2 separate regions of the Homo sapiens genome follow, and region 2 is linked to region 1. Evidence: read pairs that join two places in POLR2A ChIA-PET (ENCODE). Cell type or tissue: IMR-90. All regions are shown on one strand. Links, peaks and the distances in the headings refer to the core of each region. The heading gives the core; the rest is flanking DNA.

The links. Peaks named below come from ENCODE experiments on the same cell type or tissue, not always from the same donor. Only the 100,000 strongest peaks of a DNase experiment are listed, where the experiment ranks them.
Region 2: POLR2A ChIA-PET joins it to region 1 with 15 read pairs; 9 of 35 experiments call an interaction of 5 or more read pairs at or near these places.

What each region holds. Positions count from the first base shown.
Region 1 is chr6:148,266,524-148,276,142 of GRCh38, reverse strand. It overlaps a transcript of SASH1 not described here. Among named protein-coding and RNA genes, the nearest start is that of SASH1, 72 kb to the left of the region's middle. In IMR-90, for the core only: a CTCF peak has its summit at 1,975; DNase peaks (open chromatin) are centred at 3,902 and 8,182; H3K4me3 peaks cover 236 bases; H3K27ac peaks cover 3,677 bases.
Region 2 is chr6:148,331,420-148,341,038 of GRCh38, reverse strand. It overlaps a transcript of SASH1 not described here. Among named protein-coding and RNA genes, the nearest start is that of SASH1, 6.6 kb to the left of the region's middle. RefSeq lists enhancers at 5,530-6,519, 8,502-9,493. In IMR-90, for the core only: no CTCF peak of the experiment used is centred there; no DNase peak of the experiment used is centred there.

The DNA of each region.
Region 1 (9,619 bases), core at 859-8,858:
AACTTATCCAAGACCACACAACTGGAAATCAGAGAGCCAGTGTTGGTGCCTATACTCTCTAACTCTAAGCTCCAGTCTCTTCCCACTACTCATAATTCCTCCCACACAAAAAAGTAGAAGTAGGCTAGGCACAGTGGCTCATGCCTGAAATCCCAACACTTTGGGAGGCTGAGGCAGGAGGATTGCTTAAGACCAGGAGTTTAAGATAAGCCTGGGCAACATGGTGAAACCCTGTCTCTACAAATAATAAAAAATCAGCTGGGTGTGATCATGCATGCCTATAGTCCCTGCTACGTGGGAGGCTATGGCAGGAGGATTGCTTTAGCCTAGGAGTTCAAGGCTGCCATGGGCCATGATCATGCCACTGCATTCCAGCTTGGGTGACAGAGTGAGACCACACGCCCCAAAATAATTGCAATATAATGTGATTAATGTAAATACATAGCGGTACTTTTAAGATCTTATGGAAATGCAAGCGAGCTAGGGAGGGGAATTTCTAATATTTCCTAGGCAGAGTTTTGAACTGGGGTCCTTGGAATTTTGGAAGGTCAATGGAGGAACCACTTGAAGCTGTCTGCAAAATTTTCTTAGAGGGGTTTGTGGCCAAGGGAGTAGAGAGGTGGAAGTTTGACTGGGGCATCACAGAAGAGTATTAACTGTGTGAATGTTTGAGCTGATCGAGAGTTTGCCAGGAATTAGAAGAGGAATAAGACAGTCTAGGCAAAAGAAACCACAAGTGGAAAAGTACATACAAATAATTTTCTTGGACTTCAGCCTAGGGTACCATTCAAGGAAGCAGCAGGAGACAAAGCACCTAGAATAGGTGGTTAGGGTCCAGACCAAGAAACAAATGATGTCCAGGGCCAAGAATGAATTCTCAAGGATATTAAAAATGCTCTTGAGAACATTATTACCATTCATTGTAAAATATATTCTCCAATGCCATTAAACAATATGACGCAAGTTCTTTCTTCCCCTTTCCAGATGCTTGTAGCAGATTCTCTGTATTTTAGGATAAATTTGCATTCAGGAGTAGAGCTGGAGCCTAACCTTGTTTCTGGGTGATAATGTGTTCTGAATTCTAAACAATGGCTTACAAAACTTCTGAAGAGCCACGAGTTCTGTGAATTGGCATGGTGGCACCACCCATTGGTGCCTTGGTGGTAGGTCATTGAATCCCTGGTGTCCAAATATGGGGCTGTAAATTAGAGGAGGGGCAGGGCAAGAGGATATTGCCCTAAATGAAGATGTGCTGGGTTTGTTACTGGAAAAGAGGCAGAGAGATTTTGGATCTGGATTTTCTTTGAGGTAACAGTAAATTTATAATCCAGGTATCACTGTGGAAGTCTCTGCCACACTGATTTTATTTTCTCCCCAAACTTCTGAGGTTGATAAATTAATCAGGTAGATTAATTAGGTTAGTTAAAATAAGACATATACACAATCATCTCCCACAAAGGAAGCTTGTCTGAACTGGAACTGTCTCTATAGATTTCAAGGCTCATTCACTTGTCTCTTTAGGACAGGAACGATATTCCTAAGGCTGATAATTCCCCTTTCTGTCTGAGTTGATCAATACATCTTTTTGCATCCTCAGCACAAAAACCCAAATGTGCTTGCTTCCTTTTCTAAAAGAAAGCCTCTGTCTTGCTGGGATTAAGAGGGCATAGTCCCATGACAGAGTTTGCAGTCAAATTTTGGCACCTGAAAAAACCTTCCCTCTTTAAAGAACTGCGGGCAACCAGTCAAGAGGGACCAGAGTTTTGGCATTTGGACTGAAAACATTACCTGCCAACTAGGCTGCTCTGAACGTATTGTTTCTGAAACCAGGGAAAGCGCATGTAACAAGAGGAGGCTTTGTTCTGTTGGAAGATTTTTGATGAGTCCATCTGCCCCAAGTTGAAAGGAGAACCTGCCAGCCATGTCTGTTCACTTTCTCCCATTTACCAGCCTCCCTTGGACTCCTGAGCACCCTCTAGGGCATGACTGTTACCTCTCACAACTCATATTTCAGACATTTTTTGCTTTGTTCATCCCATGACCGTGGAATTCTATGTTTCATACATAGTTGCTTTGACTGGCAGTCTAGCACTTTTCTCTCAATGACCCAGTCTCTCCTTCTGGTTGCAATCCTACCAAGATGGCAAGGAGAAATTTGCCCAAGCAAAGCCTCACTAGGTTAAATGCCCAAACTGACATTTCTTCTAGAGTTCCCTTCTCTAATTCTAATTTCTTCTAGAGTTCCCTTCTCTAATTCTACTTTCATTCAACAAGTATTGACTGGGCACCGACAGTACCAGGCACTGTTCTCAGCTCCTCAGAGACAGTAGTGAGCAAAGCAGCCTTCCAGAAGCCCACCTGAGAGGCCTCAACTTGCCAAAGCCCAGGCCAGAAGCAGAGAAGGGGCAGGAGAGGCCCTCAGGCCAGGCAGGGGTCAGCACCCATGCATTGAGTGGTTGGGCTCTCAGACTCTACCTCATGACCTCTGTACTCTTTAATTATTTTTCATGAACAAATCTATTTTTTTTTTTTCTTAAGAGACAGGGTCAGGCTGGGTGTGGTGGCTCATGCCTGTAATCCCAGCACTTTGGGAGGCTGAGGCAGGTGGATCACCTGGGGTCAGGAGTTCAAGACCAGCCTGGTCAACATGGTGAAACCCTGTCTCCATGAAAAATACAAAAATTAGCCGGGCATGGGGGTAGGTGCCTGTAATCCCAGCTACTCAGGAGGCCAAGGCAGGAGAATTGCTTGAACCCAGGAGGCAGAGGTTGCAGCGAGCTGACATTACACCACAGCACTCCAGCCTGGATGACAGAGGGAGACTCTGTCTCAAAAAAAAAAAAAAAGAAAGAAAGAAAAATTTAAAAAAGAAGAAGAAAAGAAGAGACAAGATCTCACTCTGTCACCAAGGCTAGAGTGCAGTGGTGTGATCATAGTTTACTGCAGCCCAGAAATCCTGGGCTCAAGAGATCCTCCTGCCTCAGCCTCCCAAGTAGCTGAGACTACAGTTGCATGCCACCATGCCCAGCTAATTTTTGTAATTTTTGTAGAGACAGTGTTTCGCCATGTTGCCCAGGCTGGTCTCCAATTCCTGGGCTCAAGGAACCTTCCCGCCCCGGCCTCTCAAAGTTCTGGGATTATAGGCATGAGCCCCCATGTTCAGCCCAAATATAAACCCCTTTTTTAATTAAAAAAGAAAAGACCTTCACAATCTGTAGAATACGATTTCCACAGAGAAGACGAAGACGGAAACAAAGTTGTTCAGCAACCTGAGAAGAAAACTCCTTCAGTAAAATATGAGATACTAAATGGTTAATCGGATGGTCCCGATCCCCTGGGGGTTGCAACATGAAATACATCGTTACATCCTTCATTCTTAGCGTGTGTGCAAATCTTTAAAAAAGTTTTCATAGATAAGTAGAGGCTGGAAAAGCTCTGGTCTTTAACAGGAAAAACTTTTCTTGGCTTACAAAACCTTTTTTAGAGTCTTGGGGGAAAATAAATATCTACATAATTATATAAATATATCTTATATAATGAATGGTAAGTCACAAAAATGGCAAAGCCCGGTGAAGGAATTCCGAAGCAGTCACTGCCTAGCGCCCTCGGAATTTTGATGAATTCATCAGTAGCACTGAAAATCCCTAGATACTGACAGTTACTTTATACCTGTTTCCCACAATAGTCCTTTCCTGAATATATCAGTCTAAATGTCAGAAGGCACCAAAAACAGTCTTAAAATTTGAAAACAGACAGCCTACATACCCTGCAATCTTGTTCCTCCATGAAGTGAGCTGCTGGCCATACGTTCAAATGGTCTCTGACTTCCTCTCTGACTCAGATCGCATGAATCTGCAGCACTGATGTAAGGCTCTAAATGGGAATCTGTTTTCAATTCAGGGCAGATGTGGGACACTCTCACAGCCCTAGGGATTATCAACTTTAAAACAAATCGCCTTCAGGACGATAAGAGAGGCAGTAACTGCTTCCTGAGGCCTCACTGGGGTCCCTTCCAAATGCTTAACATATAACACAATAACTATGACACAAAAGCGAGTTTCATTCTTCGGGTTCTCGGACTTTAAAATGAAGCTTGCAAATACCCCTCAGAAACAAAGCTTGAAAATGTATCTCAGAACATTTAAATAGAAATCCAGATATTTTAGTAACTAACATACAACAGTGATCCAAATGCCCCTTTCTCCCGCCCCCTACAAAACTCTCAGCACGGTGTTTGGCTCATTGAATATAGTTTTTCCACAAATTGAAATCGAATTGTTCTGGTTCAGAGTTTTCTTGGCTCAAGAAAAGGAAGGGAGGACTATTCCAAGACTTCCACAGAGAAACTTCCAGAAATCCATTTAACACGGTAAGTTTAATGTTCTAGGATTAGTGTTCATCAATGGACTGTACATCTCAGAATGTCCTCTGTTCTGAGACCACTTTGTAGAGTTGGCTGATATGCCAGGCTTCAAACTCTGAAACACCTTCGCTGGGGCTTAATCTAGTTTAACCTGATTTAATAACCCTGAAAAGAAGTTACAAAAACATGAATTTTGAAGACATCTAAAGGAAACATAGAAACATTTCCCTTTTAATAAAATAAAACAAAAGTTTTATACAGTCTTAAAAAATATTAAAAGTTAATGTGCATGGCACTTCCCTACACAAGTAAGTTTAGGTGTTGGTAACATCAGTGAATAGTCAGAAGATAGTCACATTAAATACATATATTTGGAAAACAGTCTATTCTTTAAAATTAATATTGTGAGTGTGACATAACAGAGCTACATGGTAAAGCATCAAGTCACTAAGGAACATTAGGGTTAGTATTTCTCCTATCTTCATGGGGAAAAATAAACTTCCTGTAGCTTAGGAATGTGCTAACATAACCATTAGGCAGCAGTAGCAGTGGTATTAGGAGTTGTGGATGAGCTGGGCGCGGTGGCTCACACCTGTAATCCCAGCACTTTGGGAAGCCAAGGCAGGTGGATCACCTGAGGTCAGGAGTTCGAGACCAGCCTGACCAACATGGTGAAACCCTGTCTCTAATAAAAGTACAAAAATTAGCCGGACATGGTGGCGGGCGCCTGTAATCCCAGCTACTTGGGAGGCTGAGACAGGAGAATCACTTGAACCCAAGAGGCGGAGGTTGCAGTGAGCCAAGATCGTGCCGCTGCACTCCAGCGTGGGCGACAAGAGCGAGACTCTGTCTCAAAAAAAAAAAAAAAAAAAAAAGTTGTGGATGAGATGTCCAGAGACCCAGAGACAAAGACCTGTCCCTAGATTTCTCTTTAACTGAGTGGCCTTGGACATGCCATTGCCCAGGCTACCATTTCCTTATTTGTAAAGTGGCTGAATTAGGTTGAAGATATCTAAAATCCAAACCTCTAATATCAGTGATGGTGTATTAACCAAGAACTGGTAAAACAGAAGGTAAGAGCCTTTTTGTTTTTTTGTTTTCAAAAGTAATCACTAACTGCCACTAGTTTGACATCTCAGACAAATTTTTTTTTCCACTTTGGAGTATATATCTACAATTCTGGCTGATAAAGCAAGTTTTAGCCAAAAAATTGGATCTGAAGGGTCAAGAAACCCACTACCTTATGTAAATTAGATGCCTAGCTTTTTTTGGTTGGGGGGTTGACAGGTTTTTAGGGAAACAATCACCAAAGGCATAACTCCCCAATTTTAATTCTGCTCATCGGTATCAGTAATGCACTTATTTAGCAATTAGGATCAGTTCAATACAAAAAAAAATTTTAAAATATTAAAGTCAGTAAGGAAAAGCATATATTGCCAGCGAGCAGTGGGTGGTTTTGATAGCTGGCAGGTAAGGTGAGGGATACCCGGGGTGGAGGATAGTGTGGTTTGGTAAAAGAGCACCGGCTTATGAGTTGGGAGACCCAAGATCTAGTTCCAGGGCTGCCACTAACTAGCCCTGTGACCTTTGCCACCCTCTTCCCTGTTTCTGGCCTGTTTCCTTGTCTATACCAGGAAGGTCTTAGTCTGTCCATCCTCTTGCTGTCCCAGCAACCAAAAGAGAAATTCTGCCCCGTTGAATACAGCTTTTGCTATAGAGTTTGGCTCTTAGGAGCACAGAAGCCAAATCTATAACATCAGTGTATATCGGTCTATGGTGTACGGCAGAAAATAATTGTATACTGGGAGACAGCTAACTGGGAGATGATCATTTTCACACTTGTGGGAGGTACACACTCACCTGCCAAATACCAGTAAAGTCCTGTTCCAAAGACCATCGTCACAATTAAGGTTTTCTTTCCAGAATTTATTTTCATTTATCAGCTATGATTTGAGGATACAGGAACAATCTTTAAAATAATCATGTATAATACTACTGTTGAGGGTTGAATTGTGCCCCCCCACACCCCTCAGATTCATATACTGAATACCTCAGAATATGACCTTATTTGAAGATAGGATCTTTACGGAGGTAATTAAAATCAAATGAGGCCATCAGGGTGGGCATCCTAACATGCAATCTAACAATGCAATCAAACATGCAATCTGACAATGAAATGACTCAACAAAGAACAGGAAAGTATAAAAAATTACAACCCTAAACAAACTAGTTGGGGGTGGTGGCTCACACCTATAATCCCAGCACTTTGCGAGGCTGAGGTGAGAGGATCGCTTGAGCCTGGGCAACATGGTGAGACTTTGTCTCTATAAACTATTTGAAACATTTGCTGGGCATAATGGTGTGTGCCTGTGGTCTTAGCTACTTGGGAAATGGTGGTGGGAGGATTGCTTGAGCCTAGGAGGTTTGTGCCACCGCACTCCAACCTGGACAGCAAAGGAAGACCGTATCCCAGAAAAAAAAAATTAAAAAAGACAAAAACCAATTGAGAGGGAGGGCACACAATTGGGAGTGCCCATAGCTCTGTTCTTGCTCAAGGTATCATGTGCACTAGCTCCTCCATGGGGCATGGGACTCCAAGCATTTATAGTATACCTCTTATTAATGATAAGGACTTTTTCCAAATGTAAACAAACCTGGCAATAATGTCTTGTTATTTCATACTATTAAAAGGTAGGCTACAGTGATATTCTCTATTAAAACACTTTATCAAAAATAAAAAGAGATAAAAGAGATACTAAGAAATGGGCATGGTGAATGCACATGAAAACAAGTGCTTATTACATGAAACGAGTGGCTATAATTTCCAAAGACATAATTCAAACTGGATCCAGCATTGTTATTCCCCAATGCCTTATCTGACAAAGTTTAGAACTGAGTAACCGATATGAAGCCATTATAAAGGAAATGCAAATATCTGAAACTCATCTATTTATTAAAATCAATCTCCATTATCTTTCTTCTTAAAAAGCTTAGAAATAAATATAGTCTCTGAATATTGACAGTATTTGTGGCTCAAACAAAGCTGAGATGAAGGCTGGACTCAAAACAGTGCAAGAAATAGAAAGGAGAAAATATTTTAAGGTTAACTACTTAGGCCATGCAGGTAAATGTGACCCCAGAGGGAACAGAATTCCACAAAGCTTAACTTTTCAATGACAACATGAGAATGTTCAGCAGAAGCTGATAGACCAACCATTCTGTCAGTTTGATGCTTTCAAAATGGTAGATGAGGGAAATTGCACAGAGTTGAGCAGAGTTTTACAACTTGCATATCAGCAGTTGATTACATTTTTTCTTGATATTTTCCACTTTTCTGCGACATAGTAGCTTGTTTGTATGTTATTTACATTAAATGTTATCTGCCTATCTTTCCCATGTGAGCTTCAAGTAATAGGGTAAGCTTTATAGAACTGTGCAATATTTCCTTTTGAAAGAAAAATAATAAAAATTTAGTTGTGTCTGTACCACCTGGAGGTCAGCTCTCTTTGTGGACATCAAAAAGCTCAGCTTATTATTTTATTTCACAATATTTGAATATTTCTTTTTAAATGAAAGATTCTTTCTGTGCATTTCCTAGCATCCCAAATTGTTTGATTCAGAAAAGTTTCTTATCATTGCAAATCTCTTCAGTCAGTCAAAATTTCCTGAACTAGAAAGTTCAGGAACTAAACGGAACTGAGAGGCTGGTGATGATTCCAGCACAGAGGAATAGCTAAAAGTCGTATTATTTATTGTTCATGTAGTGGGTTAACACACATTGGCCTTTCGTTCGTGGGATTCATAAAGTTTCACATGGTTTTGAGATGATTCAAGGGTGAAGACTTTAAACAACATCCCTTCCAACTCTCAGACTATGATTCAACACATTGTTTCTCATAATTGCTTGCTGTTAAGAGTCAGCTAAGGATGCCTGTTGAAAATAGACTCCACGCCCCCTTCCCTTCGAAGGCTGATTCTGCAGGTATGGTGGGACTCTGGGGCTCCTTATCATTGGGAAGGTTTAAGAAACATTTTATTTCTTGACTCTTAATGTTGGATGGATATTGGAATCACTTGGGGAGCTTTACAAAAGTAGCACTGGGGCCGGGCACGGTGACTCATGTCTGTAATCCCAGCACTTTGGGAAGCCTAGACAGGCAGATCATGAGGTCAGGAGATTGAGACCATCCTGGCTAACACGGTGAAACCCCGTCTCTACTAAAAATACAAAAAATTAGCCGGGCGTGGTGGCGGGCACCTGTAGTCCCAGCTACTCGGGAGGCTGAGGCAGGAGAATTGCTTGAACTCAGGAGGTGGAGCTTGCAGTGAGCCGAGATTTCGCCAGTGCACTCCAGCCTGGGCGATAGAGTGAGACTCCATCTCACACACACACACACACACACACACACACACAAAGTAGTACTGGGCCTGGGTCCCACGGAAGAGATTCTGGCTTAGTTTATGGTGTGGCCCGGGCATTTGGATTTTTTGAAGCTTCCGGGTGCTTCTAATTTGCAGCCAAAGTTTAGAACCGCTGACTTGATTGAAACAATAGCCAGTTATCTGTAACATATGTGAAAGCAATATCTAACATTTCCATTAAGACATACAAAGTGCTTTTACAGATGTGTGTCTTATTTGAATCCTTGACAACCTGGTGAAGTAGGTTAGAGTTGGTTATTATCTTTCCTTTACAGGTAAGCGAACTAGACTTCAGAGAGGTGAAGTAGTTTGATGGAGGACCACTCGCAGCAGAATTCTGGAACTGCTGAGGTGTACCTTAGGCATGCTACTACCTCACTCTCTATGTGCCCTGGCTCCTACTAGCTCTCCGGCTTTCCCAGCCTCCCTTTAAAAGAAAAGAAAAGAGGCCAGGCATGGTGGCTTACACTTGTAATCCTAGCACTTTGGAGGCTGAGGTGGGAGGATCACTTGAGCCTAGGAGTTCAAGACTAGCTGGGGCAACATAGTGAGACATCATCTCTACCAAAAAAAAAAAAATTAAAAAAAAATTGGCTGGGCATGGTGGTGCACACCTGTAGTCCCAGCTACTTGGGAAGCTGAGGTGGGAGGATCACTTGAGCCCAGGAAGTTGAGGCTGCAGTGAGCCATGATTATGCCACTGAACTCTAGCCTAGGCAATAGAACAAGACCCTGTCCAAAAAGAAAAGAAAAGCTCTCTTGTTTCTAGAGCTTCTCTTACGTTGGAATTGTTATTGATAATAATACAACAGCAGTAGGAGCTAACATTGGGCC
Region 2 (9,619 bases), core at 1,109-9,108, 65 kb before region 1:
CTCAACCACCTGAGTAGCAGGGACTACAGGCACACCGCTGCACCAGACTAATTTTTTAAATTTTTTATAGAGACATGATCTCTTGCTGTTGCCCAAGGTGGTCTCAAACTCCTGGACTCAAGGGATCCTCCCTCCTTGGTCTCCTCAAGTGCTGGGATTATAGGCATGAGCCACTGCGCACAGTCTCTGACGATAATGTTTGTGAAAGGAAACCAAAAGAATTATTAAATTTCTCCTTAATAGCATTGAGGCATTGTGTTGAAGTAGAAAGAGCACTGAACTATGAGTCAGTACAGCCAGGTCTTGTGCTTTCCTAGGCTGATGCCGGAGTTAGGCCAGATGGGTTTTCAAGGCTCCCTCGTGCTCTGTGATACTTTGAATAAAAATAAATTCAGTTAAGGCTGATGAGGTTTTTTTAATTGTCATTTCTATAAATAGATAAATATAAGTAAATGATAGGAAAAGATAAATAGCCTTTACAGTTGACTGTATTGGTATATTTAAGAATTTGAATTTATTCACCACGTGATACTTTTTTTTTTTTTTTTGAGACAGAGTCTTGCTCTGTCACCCTGTCGCCCAGGCTGGAGTGCAGTGGCACCATCTTGGTTCACTGCAACCTCTGCCTCCCAGGTTCAAGCGATTCTCCTGCATCAGCCTCCTGAGTAGCTGGGATTACAGGCATGCACCACCACGCCTGGCTAATTTTTGTATTTTTAGTAGAGACGGGGTTTCACCATATTGGTCAGGCTGGTCTCGAACTCCTGACCTCATGATCCACCCGCCTCAGCCTCCCAAAGTGCTGGGATTACAGGCATGAGCCACCGTGCCTGGCCTGGTACTTTCTTAAATTTAAGAAGATGCAGAGGACTGTGCTGCTTCCAAGGGGCAGCCTGTTCTCTACATAAACACTTTCCAGCAAATAACTCAGCAAGGAGCCAGGCAAGCCGGGCAGTTGGGGCTGGGGTTAGGATGAAGCCTGACTCTCCAGCACCAATCCAGAATCATTTTCTTCTTGACTCATCAGATGACCTGGGGCAAAGCATTTGACCTGGTGCTAGTTTCCCCATCCAAGATGAGGCAAGGCCATACTAATGGCCACCTGCTTCTTCACAGGTTATAGTATGTTTCAGGGTCATCTAAAGACACGTACAGTTTAGTGACAACACATACCCGCATCAGTGTAATTAAACGGGCCGGGCATGGTGGCTCATGCCTGTAATCTCAGCACTTTGGGAGACTGAGGCAGGCACATCACTTGAGGCCAGGAGTTCGAGACCAGCCTGGCCAACATGACAAAACCCCATCTCTACTAAAAATATAAAACTTAGCCAGGCATGGTGGCACACACCTGTAGTCCCAGCTACTTGGGAGGCTGAGACAGGAGAATCGCTTAAACCTGGGAAGTGGAGGTTGCAGTGAGCCACTGCACTCAGCCTGGACGACAGAGCGAGACTCCATCTCAAAAAATACATCTATATAGATATTTATATAGATATCTATATTTATAATTATATATCTATATATATACACACACATATAATTAAACCTTAGCCAGCATTTTGGCACTTATAGAAATCAACCTATTCTAGATATTTAAGCTGTTTTTCCTGGTGCTTCTTAATCAATGGATAGGGAAATGAGATAATGTTTTGGGAGAAATGTTGATGCCTATACATAGAATGTGAAATTTGAGGCCAGGCATGGTTACTCATTCCTGTAATCCCAGCACTTTGGGAGGCCGAGGCAGAAGGATCATCTGAGGTCAGCAGTTTGAGACCATCCTGGCCAACATGGTGAAACCTCGTCTCTACTAGAAATACAAAAATTAGCTGGGCATGGCAGCATGTGGCCTGTAGTCCCAGCTACTTTCTACTTATCAATTTCCATGTGTTAACTCAACATGATCTGATTACCACTCCCAAGATTGACGACTCTTTTCTCTCTTAGTTAATGTCACTTGTCACTCCTTTCTTCTAAAATTTCCTTCAGGGGCTTTTTATCTCTCTCTCTCTTTTTTTTTTTTTTTTTTTTAAAGACAGAGTCTCGCTCATTGCCCAGGCTGGAGTGCAGTGGCCCGATTTCGGCTCACTGCAATCTCCCCCTCCTGGGTTCAAGCAATTCTCCTGCCTCATCCTCCCAAGTAGCTGGGACTACAGGAGCCTGCCACCACGCCCGGCTAATTTTTGGATTTTTAGTAGAAATGGGGTTTCACCATGTTGGCCAGGCTGGCCTCAAACTCCTGACCTCAGGTGATCCACCTGCCTCGGCCTCCCAAAGTGCTGGGATTACAGAGATGAGCCAAGGCTCCTGGCCCTTCAGGGGCTTTTTAACAAAGTTGTCCTTTCCTTATAAAGAAATCACCATCATCATCATCATCACAACTTCAGAGTCATATAGGATATCATTTACCAAGAACGTTTTATATTAGAATTCTACCTCATGGAAATGGAAAAGGGCCTCGAAAAAGATCTAGGTCAAATCCTTCATTTTACAGATGAGGAAGTAGGCTCCAGAGAACTTGAATGATAAGTCCAAGTGAACACAGCTACATGGGGCAGAATCAAAGTAAGAACAAACTGATTTATATTATCATCTTTTTTTTTTTTTTTGAGATGGAGTCTCACTCTGTTGCCCAGGATGTAGTGCAGTGGCGTGATCTTGGCTCACTGTAACCTCTGTCTCCTGGGTTCAAGTGATTCTTGTGCCTCAGTCTCCCCAGTAGCTAGGATTACAGGCACGTGCCACCATGCCAGGCTAATTTTTGTATTTTTAGTAGAGACGGGATTTCACCATGTTGGCCAGGCTGGTCTCGAACTCCTGACCGAGTTCGAGTGATCCGCCCACCTTGGCCTCCCAAAGTGGTGGGATTACAGGCGTGAGCCACTGCACCAGACCCAAACTGATTATTTTAAAAGTCTTTTCATCTGTATCATACTCCATTTGATTCCCACAAAGTTCTTCAAGGCAGGGAAGTGTAGATATTCCATTGAAGATGGGTATACCGGAATCCTACTCCCCTTTTTCTCTTACCATCAGGAATCTCATCCAACTCATTGAAATCGTCCTTCTGTGGGTGAGTGAATTCCAAGGAAAGTGACGTAGAAGATTTTTCTAGACTTCTAGTAGAGATGCAAAAGTTGATTACAGAATCAATTCTGTGGCTCATAATAAACATTTGTTGTCACAAATGAGTGAAAACTATCACCATAATGCATTCATTAAGAATGTTGATAATTTAGCAATCTCTGTTATTTATTGGAAATTAGTCTCCATCATATTGTTGCACAGATAAGTGTACAACACATATATACATATACACACGTATGTACAGATAAATGTTTACACTGGCTTGCTTTGTAAAAACTTGTTCTTAGGGCCAGGCACAGTGGCTCACGTCTGTAATCCCGGCACTTTGAGAGGCCCAGGCAGGCGGATCACCTGAGCTCAGGAGTTCAAGACCAGTCTGGCCAACATGGTGAAACCTCGTCTCTATAAAAAATACAGAAATTAAGGGCCAGGCATGGTGGCTCACGCCTGTAATCCCACCACTTTGGGAGGCCGAGGTGGGCGGATCACGAGGTCAGGAGATCGAGACCATCCTGGCTAACGTGGTGAAACCCCATCTCTACTAAAAATACAAAAAAATTTGCCAGGCGTGGTGGCGGGCGCCTGTAGTCCCAGCTATTTGGGAGGCTGAAGCAGGAGAATGGCATGAACCTGGGAGGCGGAGCTTGCAGTGAGCCGAGATTGCGTCATTGCACTGCAGCCTGGGTGACAGAACGAGACTCCATCTCAAAAAAAAAAAAAAAAAATTAGCTGGATGTAGTGGTGGGCACCTGTGGTCCCAGCTATGGGAGGCTGAGGCTGGAGGATCACTTTAGCCCGAGAGGCGGAGGTTGCAGTGAGCCGAGATTGCACCATTGCACTGCAGCCTGGCAACAGAGCGAGACTCTGTCCCAAACAAAACAAAACAAAAACTTGTTCTTAACTGTGGGCCAGAATTACAAAAGTTTAAAAGCCATTAGTCTACAAGTTGTGGGGTATTTAGAGTATAGGTACAGCCTATTTAGGTCATTATGTCAACATACGAAATGTAATTAGTTTTCCGCTGGGCAGGGTTAAAGTAAGGTAAAATAGAGATCAGGCCTGCAGAATCCCTGCGAAGACAAAACCACTTAGTGAACTCAACCTTTCTTGATTTGCAAACCTAAGGAAAACTTAACTTGAGCTAACTCTTACAAATGCCTGTATTACAGAAAAACAGAACTTAAGCTCAACCAATCAGAGGTAGCCAACAAACTTTCATAATTAGGAACTTTCATAGGAGATCAATCAAATAAGGCAATTGTGTAATTATATCCAATCAAATGTTTGCTTTGCTTTACCTCTGTTTCTGTCTTATAAAGGCCTCCCCATAGATTCCCTTGGTGGAGTTCCTGAACCACTTCTGGTTTAGAGCTGTCAAGTCCATGAAATGTTGTTTGCTCAAATAAACTCTATTAAAATGTTTATTGTGCCCCCATTTACCTCTTTAGCAGCAGTAAAGATACAGTTTCAGGGCCGGGCATGGTGGCTCACGCCTGTAATCCCAGCACTTTGGGAGGCTGAGGCGGGCGGATCACCTGAGGTCGGGAGTTTGAGACCAGCCTGGCCAACATGGTAAAACCCCGTTTCTACTAAAAATACAAAAAAATTTAATGGGCGTGGAGGCAGGCACCTGTAATCCCAGCTACTCGGGAGGCTGAGGCAGGAGAATCTCTTGAACCAGGTAGGTAGAGCTCGCAGTGAGCCGAGATCTTGCCACTGCACTCCAGCCTGGGTGAGACTCTGTCTCAAAAAAAAAAAAAAAAAAAAAAAAAGGATGCAGTTTCATAATAGAAAGCACAAATGTAATGAGGTCAAGACAAAGCTAGGTTTTCCATTTTTACTCAAGTTCCTATATTGGGCCAGTTGTTTATCTTATCTGTGAAATGGGAAAATTCCACTTATTTGATACAGTTGTGAGGTTATCTGTGATGACACAGGCACCTTGATAAATTATAATTCATCATTATAACCTTTCTCTTTTTACCCTCTTTTTGTTTTTCCTTCCCCTACCACTCATCCAATGAGGCTGTATCTATAAATAGGAAATTTCCTTGTTCATACCTACGTCTCTGTGATCATGAAGAGGAGTCAACTCTAGCTCTGGAATGCCGTTGCTGAGTAATGGAGCTGGGAGTTTACCTCGGGTGGGGCGGGGTGATTAGGATGCTTCAGTTTTCATAGTAAAGGTATTAACAGCAGCAGTAACCATCGCTGTCATCATTTATGGAAAACCTACTCTCTGCCAGGCATTGAGCTGAGGTTCAGATGTATTTCAGTGAAACTTTCACATTCCTCAAATGGAATTTATGATTTCCTACCATGATCCAACCCTCCCTCCCTGCTCCTTTCTTGCTTCAGTTTTCGGATATATCCATTCATTTATTCAAACTACCAACTTCATCCTTCCCTTCCCTCACCATCTCTGTGATCCAAACCACAGATAAGCCCTGCTGATTTGAATTCTTTTTTTTTTTTTTTTTTTTTGAGACAGAGTCTCACGCTGTTGCCCAGGCTGGAGTGCAATGGCGCGATCTCGGCTCACTGCAACCTCCACCTCCCGGGTTCAAGCAATTCCCCTGCCTCAGCCTCCTGAGTAGCAGGAATTACAGGTGACCCCTACCATGCCCGGCTAATTTTTTTTTTTTTTTCCTGAGACAGAGTCTGGCTCTGTTGCCCAAGCTGGAGTGCAGTGGTGCGATCTCAGCTCACTGCAACCTCTGCTTCCCGGGTTCAAATGATTCTCCTGCCTCAGCCTCGCAAGTAGCTAGGATTACAGGCACATGCCACCACACCTGGCTAATGTTTGTATTTTTAGTACAGACAGGGTTTCACCATGTTGGCCAGGCTGGTCTCAAACTCCCGACCTCAGGTGATCCACCTGCCTCGGCCTCCCATAGTGCTGGGATTACAAGTGTGAGCCACCACGCCCGGCCTCAAATTCTTTTTTTCTTTTCTTTTCTTTTTTTTTTTTTTTTGAGATGGAGTCTCACTCTGTTGCCCAGGCTGGAGTGCAGTGGTGTGATCTCGGCTCACTGCAACTCTGCCTCCCGGGTTCAAGTGATTCTCCCTACCTCAGCCTCCCGAGTAGCTGGAATTACAGGTTCCCGCTACCATACCTGGCTAATTTTTTTTTCCCTGAGATGGAGTGTTGCTCTGTTGCCCAGGCTGGAGTGCAGTGGTGCGATCTCGGCTCACTGCAACCTCTGCTTCCTGGGTTCAAGTGATTCTCCTGCCTCAGCCTCCCCAGTAGCTAGGATTACACGCGCGTGCCACCACACCTGGCTAATTTTTGTATTTTTAGTAGAGATGGGGTTTCACCATGTTGGCCAGGCTGGTCTCGAAGTCCTGACCTCAGGTGATCCGCCTGCCTCGGCCTCCCAAAGTGCTGCGATTACAGGTGTGAGCCACTGCACCCGGCCTCGAATTCTTAAATTAGGCCAAAGTCATCCACTTCCCTTCACCTCCATTACCATCACTGGAGACCACACTGCTATTATCTCTTTTTTTTTTTTTTTTTTTTTGAGACGGAGTCTCGCTCTGTGGCCCAGGCGGGAGTGCAGTGGCGCAATCTCGGCTCACTGCAAGCTCCGCCTCCCGGGTTCACGCCATTCTCCTGCCTCAGCCTCCCGAGTAGCTGGGACTACAGGCGCCCGCCATCACGCCCGGCTAATTTTTTTTTTGTATTTTTAGTAGAGACAGGGTTTCACCGTGTTAGCCAGGATGGTCTCGATCTCCTGACCTCGTGATCCACCCGCCTCGGCCTCCCAAAGTGCTGGGATTACAAGCGTGAGCCAGCCGCGCCCGGCCTGCTATTATCTCTTAAAATATTTTATTGCAGATGGCTCACACCTGTAATCCCAGCACTTTGGGAGGCCGAGGCAGGCGGATCACGAGGTCAGCAGATCGAGACCATCCTGGCTAACACGGTGAACCCCCGTCTCTACTAAAAATACAAAAAATTAGCCAGTCGTGGTGGTGGGCTCCTATAGTCCCAGCTACTTGAGAGGTTGAGGCAGGAGAATTGCTTGAACCCAAGAGGCAGAGCTTGCAGTGAGCTGAGATCACGCCACTGCAGTCCAGCCTGGGCGACACAGCGTGACTGTGTCTAAAAAAGAAGGATATTTTATCTAGCTGGGCGCAGTGGCAGATCACCTGAGGTCGGGAATTTGAGACCAGCCTGACCAACATGGAGAAACCCCATCTCTACTAAAAATACAAAATTAGTCAGGTGTGGTGGCGCATGCCTGTAATCCCAGCTACTCAGGAGGCTGAGGCAGGAGAATCGCTTAAACCCGGCAGGCAGAGGTTGTGGTGAGCCGAGATCGCGCCATTGCACTCCAGCCTGGGCGACAGAGTAAGACTCCATCTCAACAACAACAACAGCGACAACGATATTTTATCTAGAGCAGTGCTTCTCAAAGTACATGCCCACAACTCAATCATTAGCATCACCAAGGAATTTGTTACAAATGCAAATTTCCCGGCCCCACCTCAAGCCTTCTACTGAGTCACTCTGGGAGTGGTACCACCAATTTGTTTTTTGATTTTTTGTTTGTTTCAGAAAGGGTCTCCCTCTGTCACCCAGTCTGGAGTGCAGTGGCTTGAACACCTGGGCTCAAGGGATCCTCCCACCTTAGGCTCCCAAGTAGCTGGAACTACAGGCATGCACCACCATGCCTGGCTAATTTTATTATTATTATTATTATTTTTTGTAGACACAGAGTCTCCCTATGTTGCCCAGGCTGGTCTCGAACTCCTTGGGCTAAAGCAAGCAATCTGTTTTTTAACAAGTTCCCCAGAGGATAGTGACTAGTGCTCAAATTTGAAAGCCCCTGCAGACTATAGGTATGTCAGAGTAAGGAAGAGGAGCTGAGGAAATGTGAAGTTTTAAAATAGAATACAGTGTATTAAAAAATCTATACCAGCAGATTGTTTTTATTTTTATTTCTTCATGTATTTTTTGAGAAGGAGTCTCGCTCTGTTGCCTAGCCTGGAGTGCAGTGCCACAATCTCGGCTCACTGCAACCTCCACCTCCCGGGTTCAAGGGATTCTCCTGCCTCAGTGTCTTAAGTAGTTGGGATTACAGGTGCACGCCACCAAGCCCAGCTAATTTTTTGTATTTTTAGTAGAGATGGGGTTTTACCATGTTGGTCTGGCTGGTCTCGAACTCCTGACCTCGGTGATCCGCCCGCCTCAGCCTCCCAAAGCGCTGGAATTACATGCATGAGCCACCGCACCCGGCCAGTAGATTATTTTTAAAAACTCACTGGCAAAATAACTAACTTACCATGAGACAAGTGAATGAAGAAATCAGGTATTTGGAGATATTTGGTTGTATCCTTTTTTTTTTTTAAAGCTCTGTTGGATTTGAGATACTTGGTTTTAAAGGGCAGACGATTAAATATTGAAATTAAAATGCATTCTCCCTTAGAATAGCATATGTTTTAGGAACACAGATTCATTTAAATACTTGTTATTTGTTACAGACGACAACAACACATTTTCTGCTTATAGCAGAGATTAAATCTGAAAGATTATAAATAGTCCAATTTATTTTTTACCATAGTTCCTGCTGCTGAAATTGAGCAATGAAAGTATATAAGCTCATTTAATTTTTGCCTACAGTCAGCAATCCTTTCTGGCACTCCTACATGGGGCATTCCACAATGCCTTGGGGGAACTGACTTCAAGGAAAGACTGATAGGTTAAAACATTTTCCCCATCACAAATCCACACCATTTTTTTTTTCCCCCACAAATGCCTTACAGGTGAGCCAAACCCATGCTAAAGCATTACCTGTTAAAAAGCCCTTCATCAGGGAGTGTTTGGTGAAAGAAGTGGGAGAAGAGCTAAGAGCAAACTAAAGAGAAATTAAAACAAAGTGCAGACAGCAGAACAGGCTAGGGAGAGAAGGGAAATAAACAAAGTGAGGCTGCAGGGATGTAAATCCTTTTCTCTGGGCTGGGTAGGGCAGGGGGGAACACACCTGTAATCCCAGCACTTTGGGAGGCTGAGGCAGAAGGATCACTTGAGCCTGGGAGTTCCAGACCAGCCTGGGCAACAAAGTGAGGTCCCGTCTCTACAAAAAATTAACCAGGCACTATAGCATGTCCCTGTAGTCCTAGCTACTGGGGAGGCTGAGGTGGGAGGATCACCTGAGCCTGAGAGGTCAAGGCTGCAATGAGCCATGATTGTACCACTGCAGTTCAAGTTGGGTCACAAAGCAGAAAATTTTTCTCTGAAATGTTTTATTCTACTCTGATAGGCAATAGCCAGTTAGGTTTTCATCTGTGTTGATGCTGTGTAAAGACCAAGTTCTGGCTGGGTGCGGTGGCTGACACCTGTAATCCTAGCACTTTGGGAGGCTGAGGTGGGCGGATCACGAGGTCAGGAGTTAGAGACCAGCCTGGCCAACATGATGAAACCCTGTCTCTACTGAAAATACAAAAACTTAGCGGGGCATGGTAGCAGGAACCTGTAATCCCAGCCACTTGGGAGGCTGAGGCAGGAGAATCACTTGAACCCGGG